Regions from separate parts of the Homo sapiens genome. Here regions 1, 3 and 4 are each linked to region 2. The links are chromatin contacts, found by Hi-C or POLR2A ChIA-PET in ENCODE. All regions are on one chromosome and are shown on one strand. The core of a region is the stretch at or near the end of the contact, and the rest is flanking DNA. Distances in the headings are between cores, read along the strand shown.

Region 1 (3,547 bases), core at 600-3,099, 310 kb after region 2:
ATAGGCCCTGAGCTGATAATTACTAAAGCTGGATAATGAGCACATGTAAGTTTGCTCTACTATTCTATTTTTTATATGTTCTACATGCTCCATAGATCTCTTTTTTCCAGTTTTTAAAATTAATATTTTTCAACTGTTCCAAATATTGTTAGAGCCAGGATTCTGGACAGGGTGTGTCTTCACTGACTATTTCAGCCAAAATACTAAGGTCATAATCAGGTGAGCAGCATCTGCTACAGAATCTTCTCTTGGGCCTATTTCCATCTGAAGGTGTTTACTCATTATCCTTGCAGAGTGCTTTCATTATAGTTTCATTATTATAAATTATACTTTCATTATTAAATTATAGTTTCATTAAAATGAATCAAGTAAGATTTTGGTTTATCATTTTCTCCAATGAGAATAGGGAGAAAGTGTAGGGTGATGGTTAAGGATTTGGGCTCTGGAGTCAGACATCTCCATTCAAGTCCAATTCTACCATCTGGATATGTGACCCTGGGCAAGTTATTTATCTCTTAACATCTCAGTTTACTTATCTTTAAAATAGGCATGGATAATAAAACACATTTCATAAATATGTTGTGAGAATTCGATGAACTGGAGAATGTATGTAAAGTGATTATAATACATACCACATAGCGTTATGGGATCCTTGGAGTGTCACTTGGCCATCCAGAAACCTCTGTGGCCAGTGGTACCTTTGCTGGGTTTTGCTCTGGCCCTCTGGGCTCATTCCGCCCACTCTGCCTGGAAGGTTACCCTTGGCTCGCACTACTGGCCTGGATCCCACACCTGCCAAGGGCAAGTCAGGCGTGGAGCAGCAAGAGGTGTGGGCGAGCTTGGGGTCCGGCCACTGTGCGCAGCCAGGCACTCCAGCTGCAGCAGGGTGGGCAGCTCCAGGTGCTGGCTCCAGAGCTGGCTCCCCGCAAGGCTGCTGCTAGACCAGGCGTACCATAAGCAACTTCCACAGCTGACATCAGGGAACATGGTGATACCCAGAAGCTTGGAGACGCCAGAAACTGCAGAGCCCTAAAGAGGGTGTCACAGACCTGGCTCGGGGAGCTCCTAGGTCTGGGATCCCTGACGGGCTGCAGCTCTTCTTTTCTTCTCTCTTCTCTCCTTCTTGTTGCCCGCAACGTGGCAAGCAAAAGGCGTGTTTCAGCCCTGTTTGTGTTACAGCTCTTTTAGCCCCACCATTTGACGGGTCCCGATTTCTTGTCCTGGGTGTCCAGGAAGAATGAGGTACACGGACAAGTGGAGGATGAACAAGACAAAGAGGAGCTTTACTGAACAACAGAACAGCTCAGAGGAGACCCGCAGTAGGTAGCTCCTCTAGGTAGCCAGGGTTTTCCCAATGAGTGTTCAGCTCTCAGCAGAGAAGGGTAGGTCTTCTCTTTAGGTAGGTCGTCCCATCGTCTCTTCAGGTCTGGCTGAGTCCGTGGCTTTTTATGGGCCTCAGAGGGGAGGAAGTGTGTGCCAGTCAGTCCATTAGCAGCCATGGACGGCCCGAAAAAAGCACCACAAGTTCCCACTCTGATCACGGGACCAGCAGCCCGGCCGCCAGACTTCAGACCTTCCCCGGATGGAAGGTGGGGCTTCACCAGGGACCTGCCTGTTTCCCAGGAGCCTGTCTGATCCTGCCGCCTTTATGGTGCCCAGGCGGTTCCGGCCCAGGGGCACCAGCAGGCCAGTGCAAAGCTGCCCTCAGCCCCTGCCGCGGCCTCCCTCACGGGCTTATCGGTGCCCAAAGCCCAGAGGAGGCTGAGGCGGCAGGGGACTGGTGTGTCAGCGCTGCCCTGAGTGTGCGCACACCCAGCTGGGCTGCAACAGCACCTGGGCTTGGCCCCAACCTTGCTCCGAGATCAGAGTGAGCAGCAGGAGCTGGGAGAAGCCAGGCAGCAGGAGCAGACACCTCCAAGGCTGCGGGGGTAAAGGGGGGCCTTCCTGGCCCCCAAGAGTGCGGAGATGCCTGGATCCGCAGCCGCGGCTAGGCGGCTGTAGCTGCACCTGGGAGGGCAGGGCTCCTGCCTGCTCCCGGCCCCCAAGAGCACAGGGAGGCCTGGGTCCACAGCCACGACTTGGGCGGCTACAGCTGTCCCTGGGAAGGCGGGGCTCCTGCCGACTCCATGGAACACAGCATTGCCACGGGCCCAGCTCCTCCTCCAGGCTCCTCTCTGCCTGTCCCTCCATGCCCCACCGTACTGCTCCCCTGCCAGTGGGTGAATCGGCCTGGCCCCACCATGGGGGCTCCCAGGACGGCAGGCTCCGAGGGGTCTCCCAGGGGTGGGCTCCAGGGTCTGCTAGCCTCCTCTCCGCATTTTGCCTGCAGCAGCGGTAGGCAAGGTGCAGGCGGCGCAGCAGCCCCTGCAAACTCTGCACAAACAAACCCGACGCTCTCAGGCGGCCCCATGAGTCCTGGTTGTGCCTTCAGCTGGGGGCTCGGGGGCTGCCAAGACGTGGCGGGAGCAAGGTTGAGGCCCCAGTGGAGGTCCCAAACCTGGGAGTGGGTCCTGCCCCGCTGTGTGAAGGTGAGGGTGGTGCAGTTGGCTGCCTCAGGAACGCGGGGCACAGGGGACGTGGGGCACACCCACCACCGCCACTGCTGCTCCTGCAGCGGCTCCTGCCACCACCGCCTGCGCCTCCCCACTGCAGCCAGCGTGGTGGCAGCGGCTGCTCCGGAAGGCCCACCACTGTCATCAATAGCACTCCAAATATTTATTATTAATTATAGTTGCACAACATCAATATTTAAAATATCCTCTCAAAGAAGACTCCCAAAAAATGTAAAAGGAGGATTTAATTATGCATGAGTCTGTGTGATTGCCTGAGTTACTGTTACTGTGTTTTTAGTTTGCCTGGCCATGAAAGTTTTCTGATAAAATTCTAGAATGTATTAGAACTAATTCTGCATTAAACTAAGATTTCTTCACAACCTTAAAAGCATCAACATTGTTTAAATGCAAAGACTTTAATGAGCTAAATAATATGTTACAAGTTCATTAAATTGCTACCATTATGCAGCATAGATGAATAAATTTCCAAAATTGCACGCAGAAGGGACAGTATTATGTCATCAATGAATGGTAATATAAAGGCCTCAATATCACATAGTTGGGTTCTAGAGTGAGGAAAACTAGAGAAACGATTATCCAAATAGCTTGACACCCAAAATTCTGTATTTCTGAAAATATCCACTTTACTAAAGGGAAGGAGACTAAAAAATTTACTCTTTTGAACCCTGCTGCTGGTACCTGCAAATACCTAATTTTCTATATTAGTGAGGTTTTTGGTTCTGCTGTCTAAAGGTGAACACTAAACAGAATGACATAGATTTATAGAGCTAGGGACACATGAAATTAAAACAAGACCTGGGTTTAACCACAGCTCTAACCACTTTCCTTGCAGCTTTGAACAAAGCAGTCAATCTCTTTAGGTTTCAATTTACTAAACCATAAAATGAAGGAGTAAGACCAAATGATCTTTGGGATCTCTCCCACCTCTAAAATGTTATGGCCAGTTCATTAATAGCATTAGTTTGATATGGGCA
Region 2 (3,318 bases), core at 307-2,806:
ATGTAGAAAAGCATTGAGATGAAAAAAATTATAATCATATTACCCAGACATAATCAATGTTTAATATTTTAGAATATATTATTCTAGTCTACTTTCAATGCACATGTGTTTTGTTTTTGTTTTTGTTTGAGACATAGTCTCGCTCTGTCACTCAGGCTGGAGTAGCAGTGGCGGGATCTCCACTCACTGCAACCTCTGCCTCCTGGGTTCAAGCGATTCTCGTGCCTCAGCCTCCCGAGTAGCTGGGATTACAGGTGTGGGCCACCGTGCCTGGCTAATTTTTGTATTTTTAGTAGAGACAGGGTTTCACCATGTTGGCTAAGCTGGTCCAGAACTCCTGACCTTAAGTGATCTGCCCACCTTGGCCTCCCAAAGTGCTGGGATTAAAGGCATGAACCAGCGCACCTGGCCGCATATGTGTATTTTTAAGAATGTAATAGTGTTTTATGAAATTGGAATCATACTCTATATATTGTTTATAAGCTTTTAAAAACTTTAGTAATGTCTTATATAATGCAAACATTTCCATGTCTTTAAATATTTTGCTGCTGATTTTTTGTACTTAGTGTTCCTTAGTATGGGTATAGTTTAACCAGTCACTTTGCTATTGTTGGACCCTTAGATTGTTCCTTTGTTATTGATAAATAATGCTATTAACCTCTTTATATTTAAATATGTCTTACATATCCCTGAATTATTTTCCATAAATCAATTTGAAATAAAAACCTAGGTTAGTGGGTATGAGCATTTATAAGGGTTTGTATAAAAATTGGCCACCAGAAAAGTTGTACTAATTTTTACCCTTTTATCAGAAGAAGAAAACACCCATTTCTCTACTTTCACCAACAATTCATATTGCTTATTTTTTGATAGATAATATTTTTACATTATACAAAATGCAGAAAGTACAGTGACAGTCACACTTCTTCCTCTCTCTCTGTTGTCCAGCTGCCTAGTGCTGTTTCCTAGAGTTATCTACTATGACTCGTTCCTTAAATATTCTTCTGGACATTCTGTACTAGGTATTTTTTAAAAGCCCTTTACCAGTTTGATAGGTGCAAGTAGTACTTGCTTTTTTGATCTTTGATTATTAGTGAATGTGAACATGTTGGCAGTTTGTATTTCTTCTGTGATTTTTGCTTGTTCATACTCTTTGCCCATTTTTAAATGTAGGTGTTCATTTTTTTCCCTGATTTTATGAGAGTTCTTTACATATAAAGGATGTAAACTCTTGTGTTATAGTTTTCCCTCAGTTTTCTAAAAGATTTTTAGTTTACATTTCAGTGGACATTTTCAGTTTTCACAAAGGAAAATATATTTTTTATTTACTTATAGTTTTAATTTTACACTTAGTTCTGATCTATTTAAAATTGATTTTGGATTCCGATTAGGGATTATTTTGCCCCACGTATTTTTTTGGTGTTAGAGTTGTTTTCCTATTCCCATACTCTGATCTAGCTGCCTAGGGCCAGGCAGCAATCTTGTGGAAAAGCCAGAAAGTTAATGTTTGCCAGATTGCCTTCCATGAACTGGGCAATCAACTGTAGACTACGGGTGTTGGTGCCATCTAGTGTTGCAGATGGAAGATCAAGTCTGTGGAATGATCTATAATTGACTATGTGGAATAAATTCAGTTGGACAGAGAAATTTAGCGAGCTGTGAATATCGTTTTGCACTAACAGATGAGTTTAAAATTTTTATAAACAATTTTGAATATTGACATCTTGTACCAAATCAAACAAATGCTTTAATCATACTACTATAAACATTATGAAATGACCTTAAAGATTCCCCCCAAACCTGGATACTTAAATGAAGACATTAAAGTTTAAGAAGATCTGTTTAGGGCCTAGTGACTATTAATTCTTGAATTCAGAATTTAAAAATGCGTGCTTGAGGCCAGGTGCAGTGGCTCACGTCTGTAATCCCAGCACTTTGGGAGGCTAAGGCGGGCAGATCACGAGGTCAGGAGATCCAGACCATCCTGGCCAACATGGTGAATCCTCGTCTCTACTAAAAATACAAAAATTAGCTGGGCTTGGTGGCACGCACCTGTAGTCCCAGCCACTTGGGAGGCTAGGCAGGAGAATCACTTGAACCCGGGAGGTGGAGGTTGCAGTGAGCCAAGATCGTGCCACTGCATTCCAGCCTGGTGACAGAGCGAGACTCTGTCTCCAAAAAAAAAAAAATGCTTGCTTCAGCAGCACATACTAAAATTGGAATTATACAGAGAAGATTAGCATAGCCCCTGCACAAGAATGACGCATAGAATTTGTGAAGTGTTTCATATTTTTATATAAAAAATTTTTAAAAATGCTTTGGGTGTTTAAGAATATTTGTATGTTTTAGATTATAATGTAAGAAGTTAGCATATTAGTTTTCATAAATAGTGTCACTTTCAGTTTATGAATTTTAGTATTCATTTTTGGTACCTTATGTTAAATTTTTTATAGACTTTAAAATGCTCGTTGTTTTGCTATTTTAACTTGTACTGTCATTCATTTTCTAGACTAAAATCTTTTTCCAGTTCTTAAGATTTAATTCAGTAATGTTGAAGTGCTGTAATTTAGTCCATAGAGGGCATTATATTACAGCATATGGTAGGGTTTTAAAAATTAACTCCTTTCAGTATTGAAACATGTTAATTTCATACCTTTGTGTAGCTCAGAATAGTTAAATTTTGAAATAAGCTTAAAACTACTGTGTAGCTATAATTGTTTCTTATTTTTTAAAAAACATGCCTATTTTCTGTGGCTGGAAAGTATAAATTATTTTAGCTCTCAAGAGCAGTGTACATAAGCAGTCTCTAACTTTCAGAGTAGCATTTTCAATCCAAATGATTGCTGCTTTCCCACCCTCTTTCCCTTGCATCTCTAAATGTTGTAAAGAAAAACGAAGCAAAACAAAAACCTGAGTTTTTCCTGGGTGCAGAAGTAGAGGAAAGAAAGAAATGGAAAAGGAAGAATGTCTTAGAATAAGAGCTGGCTGGGGTGGACTTAACACCTTGCCTAGTGCTGCCTGTTCTAAAATCTAAAATATAACTTTCTACTGTCTGAAATCTTGCCAGTTAGATACCACCCCCCCTACACCCTCCCCCCCCCCCAAAAAAAAACCCACCAAAAAACATACACACAGTTTCTGAGGTCATAAAAGAGTTTCTTGTTTAGTAGGAATTGATTTATGCGTATTTCCTACTTAACAGGTAAGTGCATGAAGGAAACGAGGGTTTGGTCTGAGATGTGAGAAAAGAAACCGTGTAGGTAATTTTACAGCATATTACCCTTTAGAGCTTATCCCTTCATAAGATGCAAAGGAAAG
Region 3 (3,528 bases), core at 37-2,536, 400 kb before region 2:
CCTGCTTTACACGTGACGGAATCGAAGCACAAAGAGACTCAATAACGTGCGTAGGCTCACACAGCTGGTGCATATTGGAACCAGGCAGGAAGACTTCAGAGTCCAGGTTCTCAACTACCCAATTAAGAAATTCTGCTCTTTCTTAACTGTGTTATGACAAAAACATTTTTACTGCTAATTTAAAATATATACTCCGTGTAAATATTTATGTAATGTAAACATAGCACACATTATAAAACTATAATATTATCTTTTATCAAAAAAAGATTGCGTTCTATATGCCCATTTTACCCCGGGAAAAAGGTCTTTATTTTCCTTTGAAATGAGGAGTAGCATTTGATTTTGCCAGGGAACTTAAAATTATTTCAAGGTCCCAGTCGTACGTGGCATGGAGATTTATGACAAATATGTAATCTGTTTATTTGTCACCCAACTTGGATGACTTCTAAATGTTTCTTCTTTGTAGCTCTTGATTTTGCTTGGGTTTCCCCCGACCCATGCCCAAATAGTAAAAAACAAAACAAAACCAAAAAACAATGTCTGAGTCATGTTTGCTCCAGTCAGGGAATACCAACGTGCTGACAGACAGCTCTGGTTTTTAAAAAATCTTACTGTATGTCACTTGCAACTTTGAAGAACATTCATGCGTTAGTGGACTGCATTTGGAAGAAAACAAAAAGGAGAAAAAAACCCCCACCAAGTTGTGGCTCAAGTCCCTCTGCCATTTGCTGCAGTGAGTTTTCCTATTCCATTTTGCTGGGGAGAAGGCATGCTTTACAGAACACATCAAACTGTCCGAAAAAGGCTGTCTGCATCCCTCATGTTTATAAGAGAAGGATTTCTTTCCCCTTCCTTCACGTATCAAAGAAGTCACTCGGGGAGGAAATAAACCATAATTAGGCATGAGCGAGCGAGCAGACAGACCCCTTGCTCTGCCTTCCCTGTCCCCGCCCACCAGGCAACCGTCCTGGGCGCAACCGAGGAGCGGGTTGTCTCCGCAGCAGCTGCAGCGAGCGCGCGCCCACGCCCGAGCCCGCGCCCGCCGCCAGGATCTGGGCGGCGGCGAGGCTAGCCCGGGGGCGCGCTCGCTCGGGAGCGCGCTCATGCAGCGGTTTTCTTCTCCCACAATCCAGAGGCAGCTGCACGGGAGGGGCGGGGAGTCGGCGGAAGGATATCGGCGCGGAGGGAGCAGCGCGCTCCCTTTGACGGCGGCCCCCGGCATTGGCGGGCGGCGCTGGCGGGCGGCGAGGGGTGGGGTGTGATGCGGCACTGCGGTTCTGAGGCCGTTACTCCGGCTTCTCCATAGAGGGCGGAGAAGGCTGGAGCGCGGCGGTGATTTTGTGCCAGGGATTCCCAGAGACGCGCTGAAAGGCTGGCAGGGCTTAGGAAGCTGGGGGGTTAGGGACACACATTCAAGCCCCCACCCCCGGGAGGGGAAGGGGGCTGGAGGCGAGGCTTGAGGGCGGCGGAGGAATGGTGTCTGCTCGGGGGGAAGGGGCGAGCCCTGCCTGTTGGTACTGAGGGGCTGCGGGCAGTGGAGGCTCCGCGGGTCGAAAGCGGCTCCATGCCCATCGGTGGGTGGAACGTGTAGAGGTCGGAACGCCGAGGTCGAGTCTGGTGGCGCCTCGGTATCCTTAACGTGGTCTCTGTTTAACGTATTTCATTTAGCCCCCGTTGGGATTGATTCATTGGGAGCAGTTTCGCTGGTCTGGATCCTCCAGGAGCTGGACAACCTTGACGGGCTTTTTGTCTTGGGTTCCAGCCCCCTTTCCCTTCCTCCTCCTCCAGATGCCTTTTCTCTGCCCCTCCTCGCCCGGTACAGACATTTCCAGCGCAGGCTGCTGCTCGTGGTGTCCGTCGTCGAAGCCACTTCTTGGGATTTCGGCTCGTTTCACTCTGGGGTGTTTTTTGAGGAGGGAGAGTGCCCCCCTCCTCCACGATGGGATTTTTCTCCCTTGCCGAAATGGACTTTCATTGATTTCTACTTACTTCCACGTTTAGTGACCAATTCCCTAGGCGTATTTTTGTGGTAGTTCCTTTTTTCAAATACATACTCTGTAAAATGGAGAACGAAATTTTTACTCCCCTTCTGGAGCAGTTCATGACCAGCCCTTTGGTCACTTGGGTAAGTGGGGTGTCCTTTATTGTATATTTTGCTGAGTTATTTGTGGCTGCAGAGATGGAGGTGGGCGTTCATGTCGTGGTGATCCTTCTGTTTGTTCTAGGTTAAAACGTTTGGACCTCTGGCCGCAGGAAATGGGACCAACCTTGATGAATATGTGGCTTTGGTGGATGGGGTATTCTTGAACCAGGTCATGCTCCAAATGTAAGTTCTTCCTTCTTTCCTAGGTAACGTTTTCTTTGAGAAATAGCATATGGTGAACTTTGAGACACGATGTTTTAAGCCCCTAATTTGGTTCATTGGCCAGAAATATTCAGGTGGTTTAAGAATTGGATCTTGAAAGGAATGCTAATGTTATGGGCTCAGCCCATTATCACAACCTAGATATTTTACCTGTTAAAATTGTGAAACTTTAGTTTTTCATTCTGTCAACCATGTATTGTCACTTGTCTTCAGTACTGAAATCCAAGCCACATTGTGTATTCTTTGATAATTTGGTAAAATAAGAGAGAAAATGAGAATCTGGTTTCCTAAGAGAGGAAAAAAGACTTTACTGTGAAGTTATGTGCATTTGATGCAGAAATGTTTCTTATTAACCTTTATATCTAGAAATAAATGGCTCAAAATTTGAAACTCGTTAAGTAATAGCAGATTTCAGAAGAGAAAATTTCAAACAGTTCTGATTGGTGAGGACTCTTGCTGTAGTAAATAATTTAAATGCCTGTAATAACTAAAGCCTGATGAGATGATTTATTGTGTGAATTATTAGGTTGCTTAATATTTTAGGGATCATTTTAAGGTATTCTTACAGGTTTTGAAATGCAAATAACAAGTCTTGATAACAATTAGATAACGACTTATTGGGCAAATCTTTGTCTTTTGTGTTTATAATATTGGGTTTGTACTAAGTAGGAAAGTATGCTTTTGAGATGGGAATTGAATAGTGAAAGTATATTGGTAGCTGGATCAGTAAAATTAAAACTCAGCTTTTATCTAATTACAGCTATTGTAGCATACGTGTATTCTAAGTACGCTAATGTAGTTTATCAAACTGAATTTTTCAGTTGTGCTCAAAGTAATGTATACTTAGTCTTATTTCTCTTTAATAGAATCTGATGAGAAGAGGTAGTTTGGAACTTTTATATGTATGGGAAATTGGTGTGTTATCAATAAATAGTTGTTACTAGAGAATAAGTCTACCATTCTGCTCTGATAACCTTATCAATTTTGTATTTTATTGGTTTAGATTTTTATGTTTAAGAGGGTAGAAGTCACATCTATAAAAAATTGCTCTCGTGTTAACTTCTCTGTGTGCTCAAAGAGATTTGTGGGCTGTTTTTCATGTACATGTTGATCCTACAGGGAAGTATTATACTATTATACATTTTCAACCAGTGTTTTGTTTT
Region 4 (3,562 bases), core at 648-3,147, 490 kb after region 2:
AGCCCAAGTGTGGCGGGAAGCAACTGCAGGATTTTAAGCTAATAACCGACACCACCCTTGAGTGTATTTGTAAAATATTCTTCCCAGGGCTGTGTGGAAAACAGATTCTAGGCGGCAATAATGGAAGCAGGGGCCACTTGGGAGGCTACTCCAGAAATGATGGCGGTGCAGCTCTGGGTGGAGAAGCGGGGATGGTTAAGAGGTGGATGTGCTTAGAGGTGGATGTGCTTTGGAGGGAGAACTGACAGGGCCTGGTGAAGGACTGACTAGACCCGAGACATTGAGAAACTGAGCTAGTGCTATGCCTGATGCCTATGGGTGTGGTTAAATGTGGTTAAATTCCCGCATATTTTAAATTTCACTGGGGGGAAACAGGCTCAGTCAGGCATATGAAGCTATCTAAGTAAGTTGTTAATCTGCAAATGTAGGAAGAAAGGAGTGAAAAGACAACACCCCTTTTAAAGTGGTATGAAGCTATCCCAAGAAAAAAAATAAATTATCAACATTTTTTTTTTTGAGATGGAGTTTCGCTCTGTCACCCAGGCTGGAGTGCAGTGGCACCATCTCGGCTCACTGCAGCCTCCGCCTCCTGGGTTCAAGCAATTCTTCTGCCTCAGCCTCCCGAGTAGCTGGGACTACAGGCGCGAGCCACCATGCCCAGCTAATTTCTGTATTTTTGGTAGAGACGGGGTTTCACTATATTGGCCAGGCTGGTCTCGAACTCCTAGACCTTGTGATCTGCCCACCTTGGCCTCCCAAAGTGCTGGGATTACAGGCGTGAGCCACCATGCCCGGCTGTTATCAACATCTTAAAACTCAAAAATTTATTGTCAGGTTTTTGTAGCTGGATGCTCACTTAGTGAAAGCCTTGTTCAGTGTGCACCAAGATGTGCACCTAGGCCAGAGTCAGCAGGCCTCCTCACCACAGCCTGCGTGCTAACCAAACCAGACACCACTCAGCAACACAGAAGGATCATTCAAGAGATGATTCTTCCCCCTCACATATGCCACCACACAAAAAATAAACAAACCCATATATGTAGAAAAGAAACATTTATCGTGCTTGAAATGCAGCTTTTTAAAAGTTCCAGCACATAACCACACATGCCACATGCAACCAAGTTTCCATAGTAAATAAGCTGAAACAAATTAACTGCACCTTAAATAAACAGTAGGCTCTTGGGTGGTACCAGCACACAACTGCCTGCTCTTTTGTCATGGCTGTTTTCTCACATGCTATCCAAGAACACAGCCAACACACCCCACATGTTCCTGAGGAAGAAGCACTGAATCCACTTTACCACTGAGCCACAACATCTGTGACTCAAACTGTCACCCATCTCTGCTCTAATAGAAAAATCCTGAATGGAAGTAAAATCCTGGATTCTCATCAGAGAGACATACTCAATCTCAATTAAGTACATTCACGGGTGTATTAATTTTCACACCTACGTTAGCAATTTATTTATGGGATTTCATAAAAACACAAAAACTTCAGAAATCTAATCGAGTAAGTATATTCCATTGAATGATCTTACAGTGGCATTTAACATTCAAAGTCATAAACCCTTCCAAAAAATGAAAATTAATAATGTCATGCAATCATCTGATCTTGAATATAGTTAACTTTCATGACTATTATCAATATCAGAGACTTTTATAAAATTCAAACTTGGAGGATTCTATCTCTAGGGAGAAAATGTGAAAGTGCTATTAATCCCAAATTCTGAAAGTACAGAAAGTAAAATTTAATCCAACCCAACCCAAGGTAAAACCCAAGCAAGGCATGCCTCTCCCCAGATAAGTTTTAGCTATTTGGTGCCACCTGCTGACCAATGAGAAGAAACCCCCAGGGCTGCTATACCTGCGCTGCAACATCCACCGCACCTGACTCCTGCAGAAGCCCAGCCTGGCCCCTGCCCTGCCCCCACCTGCGAATCTCTCTTTCTATCACTGAACCAACAACTGCTTTCCACAGATTTCTTTCTTTCTTTCTTTCTTTCCTTTCTTTCTTTCTCTCTCTCTCTCTCTCTCTCCTCTCTCTCTCTCTCTCTCTTTCTCTCTCTCTTTCTTTCTTTCTTTTTGAGACAGAGTCTCGCTCTGTCACCCAGGCTGGAGTGCAGTGGCATGATCTCAGCTCACTACAACCTCCACCTCCCAGGTTCAAGCAATTCTCCTGCCTCACCCTCCTGAGTAGCTGGAATTACAGGTGTGCACTATCATGCCTGACTAATTTTTGTATTTTTAGTAGAAATGGGGTTTCACCATGTTGGCCAGGCTAGTCTCAAACTCCTGAACTCGGGTAATCTGCTTGCTTTGGCCTCACAAAGTCCTGGGATTACAGGTGCGAGCCTACCTTGCCCAGCCCACAGATTACTTAGTAAGTAAGTGATAATTCTTGTCTTAAGCTTAAAAGAAGTCACTCAGAGAACTAAAGCACCTTTTTTCCTAATGTTCTTTCTTAATGGTATTCCTTAAAAACACTACTATTGTTCCTTAAAACGGAAAGGTTAGGCCAAGAGTGGTGGCTCACGCCTGTAATCCCAGCACTTTGGGAGGCCAAGGGAGGCAGATCACTTGAGCCCAGGCGTTAAAGACCAGACTGGACAACACAGTGACACCCCCATCTCCACAAAAATAAAAAAAAAAAATAGCCAGCTGTGGTGGCATGCGCCTGTGGTTCCAGCTACTTGGGAGGCTGAGGTAGGAGGACCACTCGAGCCAGGGAGGTGGAGGTTGCAGTGAACCATAACTGTGCCACTGCACTCCACCCTGGGTGACACAGCCAGACTCTGTCTCAAAAGAAAAAAACAAAAAACAGAAAGGTGAATGGGAAGTCAAAGTATCCAAATTATCCACTAGTCTGTGTACAAAATAAATAAATAAATATATGCCAAGCACAGTGGCTCACACCTGTAATCTCAACAATTTGGGAGGCCACGGTGGCCAGATCACTTGAGCCCAGGAGTTTGAGACCAACCTGGGCAAGATGGTGAGACACCCTCCCAACCCTTCTTCACTATCTCTATAAAAATTAGCCGGGCACGGTGGCACGTGCCCGTAGTCCCAGCTACTTGGGAGGCTGAGGTGGGAGGATCACTTGAGCCCAAGAGGTCAAGGCCGCAGTGAGCCATGATCGTGTCACTGCACTCCAGCCCAAACAACAGAGTGAGCCTCGTCTCAAAAAAAAAGCAATGCTCTGAGTTCTTTTTATTCAACTGTTTCACTCAAGTGTCCAGAATTTGATGGTAGAGACATCTTTTTTCTTCAATATTCTCCATCTGTTCAAAGACAATGTCCTTTGTCCAAAGAAAGCTGAGTATTTACAGTGATAGAACCCACTATTTTATTTTCAAGGCAATTTCACGGCAAAACATCCCTCGCTCCCACCATAGCCATCATGGAAAGGTCCCTTCTAGGCACTCAACAGCAGCAAGGGAGTGACGTGAGGGTGAAGAAGTCAGAGTGAGGGCAACAGTATGGAAGAGTGTGCCCATGGCATGGAGACTCCAAACTCCAGCATGCTACAAACATCATCATCCTCTAACCCACTTCCACATGG

The links. Hi-C counts contacts between places; a loop is a spot of excess contacts on that map. ChIA-PET counts read pairs that join two places held with the same protein, here RNA polymerase II (POLR2A). Pooled maps may share reads with other maps.
Region 1: a loop to region 2 is called in a map of naive thymus-derived CD4-positive, alpha-beta T cell, with 5 times the contacts of the local background. The contact joins two enhancer-like sites. A Hi-C loop is called at or near these places in 1 of 168 maps with a recorded cell type or tissue (naive thymus-derived CD4-positive, alpha-beta T cell), 3 of 37 single-sample maps with no recorded cell type and 7 of 50 pooled maps. POLR2A ChIA-PET finds 5 or more read pairs at or near these places in 1 of 52 experiments (PC-9).
Region 3: a loop to region 2 is called in a map of natural killer cell, with 4 times the contacts of the local background. The contact joins the promoter of CCDC88A here to the enhancer-like site in region 2. A Hi-C loop is called at or near these places in 3 of 168 maps with a recorded cell type or tissue (CD4-positive, alpha-beta T cell, naive thymus-derived CD4-positive, alpha-beta T cell and natural killer cell), 13 of 37 single-sample maps with no recorded cell type and 9 of 50 pooled maps. POLR2A ChIA-PET finds 5 or more read pairs at or near these places in 1 of 52 experiments (H1).
Region 4: a map of naive thymus-derived CD4-positive, alpha-beta T cell shows a loop between it and region 2 (10-fold over the local background). The contact joins two enhancer-like sites. A Hi-C loop is called at or near these places in 2 of 168 maps with a recorded cell type or tissue (CD4-positive, alpha-beta memory T cell and naive thymus-derived CD4-positive, alpha-beta T cell), 1 of 37 single-sample maps with no recorded cell type and 10 of 50 pooled maps. POLR2A ChIA-PET finds 5 or more read pairs at or near these places in 1 of 52 experiments (activated T-cell).

Annotation. Positions count from the first base shown.
Region 1 is chr2:54,707,698-54,711,244 of GRCh38, reverse strand. No RefSeq gene overlaps it. Among named protein-coding and RNA genes, the nearest start is that of EML6, 14 kb to the left of the region's middle. Within about 2 kb of position 1,849, at least 11 of the 41 ENCODE cell types and tissues checked have a DNase peak (open chromatin) inside an H3K27ac peak, as active enhancers do.
Region 2 is chr2:55,013,394-55,016,711 of GRCh38, reverse strand. All of the region lies in intron 3 of RTN4 (reticulon 4), which reads left to right. It also overlaps the pseudogene RNU6-433P. Among named protein-coding and RNA genes, the nearest start is that of RTN4, 35 kb to the left of the region's middle. Within about 2 kb of position 1,556, at least 5 of the 41 ENCODE cell types and tissues checked have a DNase peak (open chromatin) inside an H3K27ac peak, as active enhancers do.
Region 3 is chr2:55,417,614-55,421,141 of GRCh38, reverse strand. It overlaps CCDC88A (coiled-coil domain containing 88A), which reads left to right and starts at 1,286. Exons shown (of 33, transcript NM_001365480.1): 1 at 1,286-2,125; 2 at 2,226-2,326. The coding sequence starts at 2,063. RefSeq lists silencers at 886-1,175, 1,236-1,285, 1,316-1,385.
Region 4 is chr2:54,521,153-54,524,714 of GRCh38, reverse strand. The region is part of intron 1 of SPTBN1 (spectrin beta, non-erythrocytic 1); the gene reads right to left. All of the region lies in intron 3 of SPTBN1-AS1 (SPTBN1 antisense RNA 1), which reads left to right. Among named protein-coding and RNA genes, the nearest start is that of SPTBN1-AS1, 36 kb to the left of the region's middle. Within about 2 kb of position 1,897, at least 2 of the 41 ENCODE cell types and tissues checked have a DNase peak (open chromatin) inside an H3K27ac peak, as active enhancers do.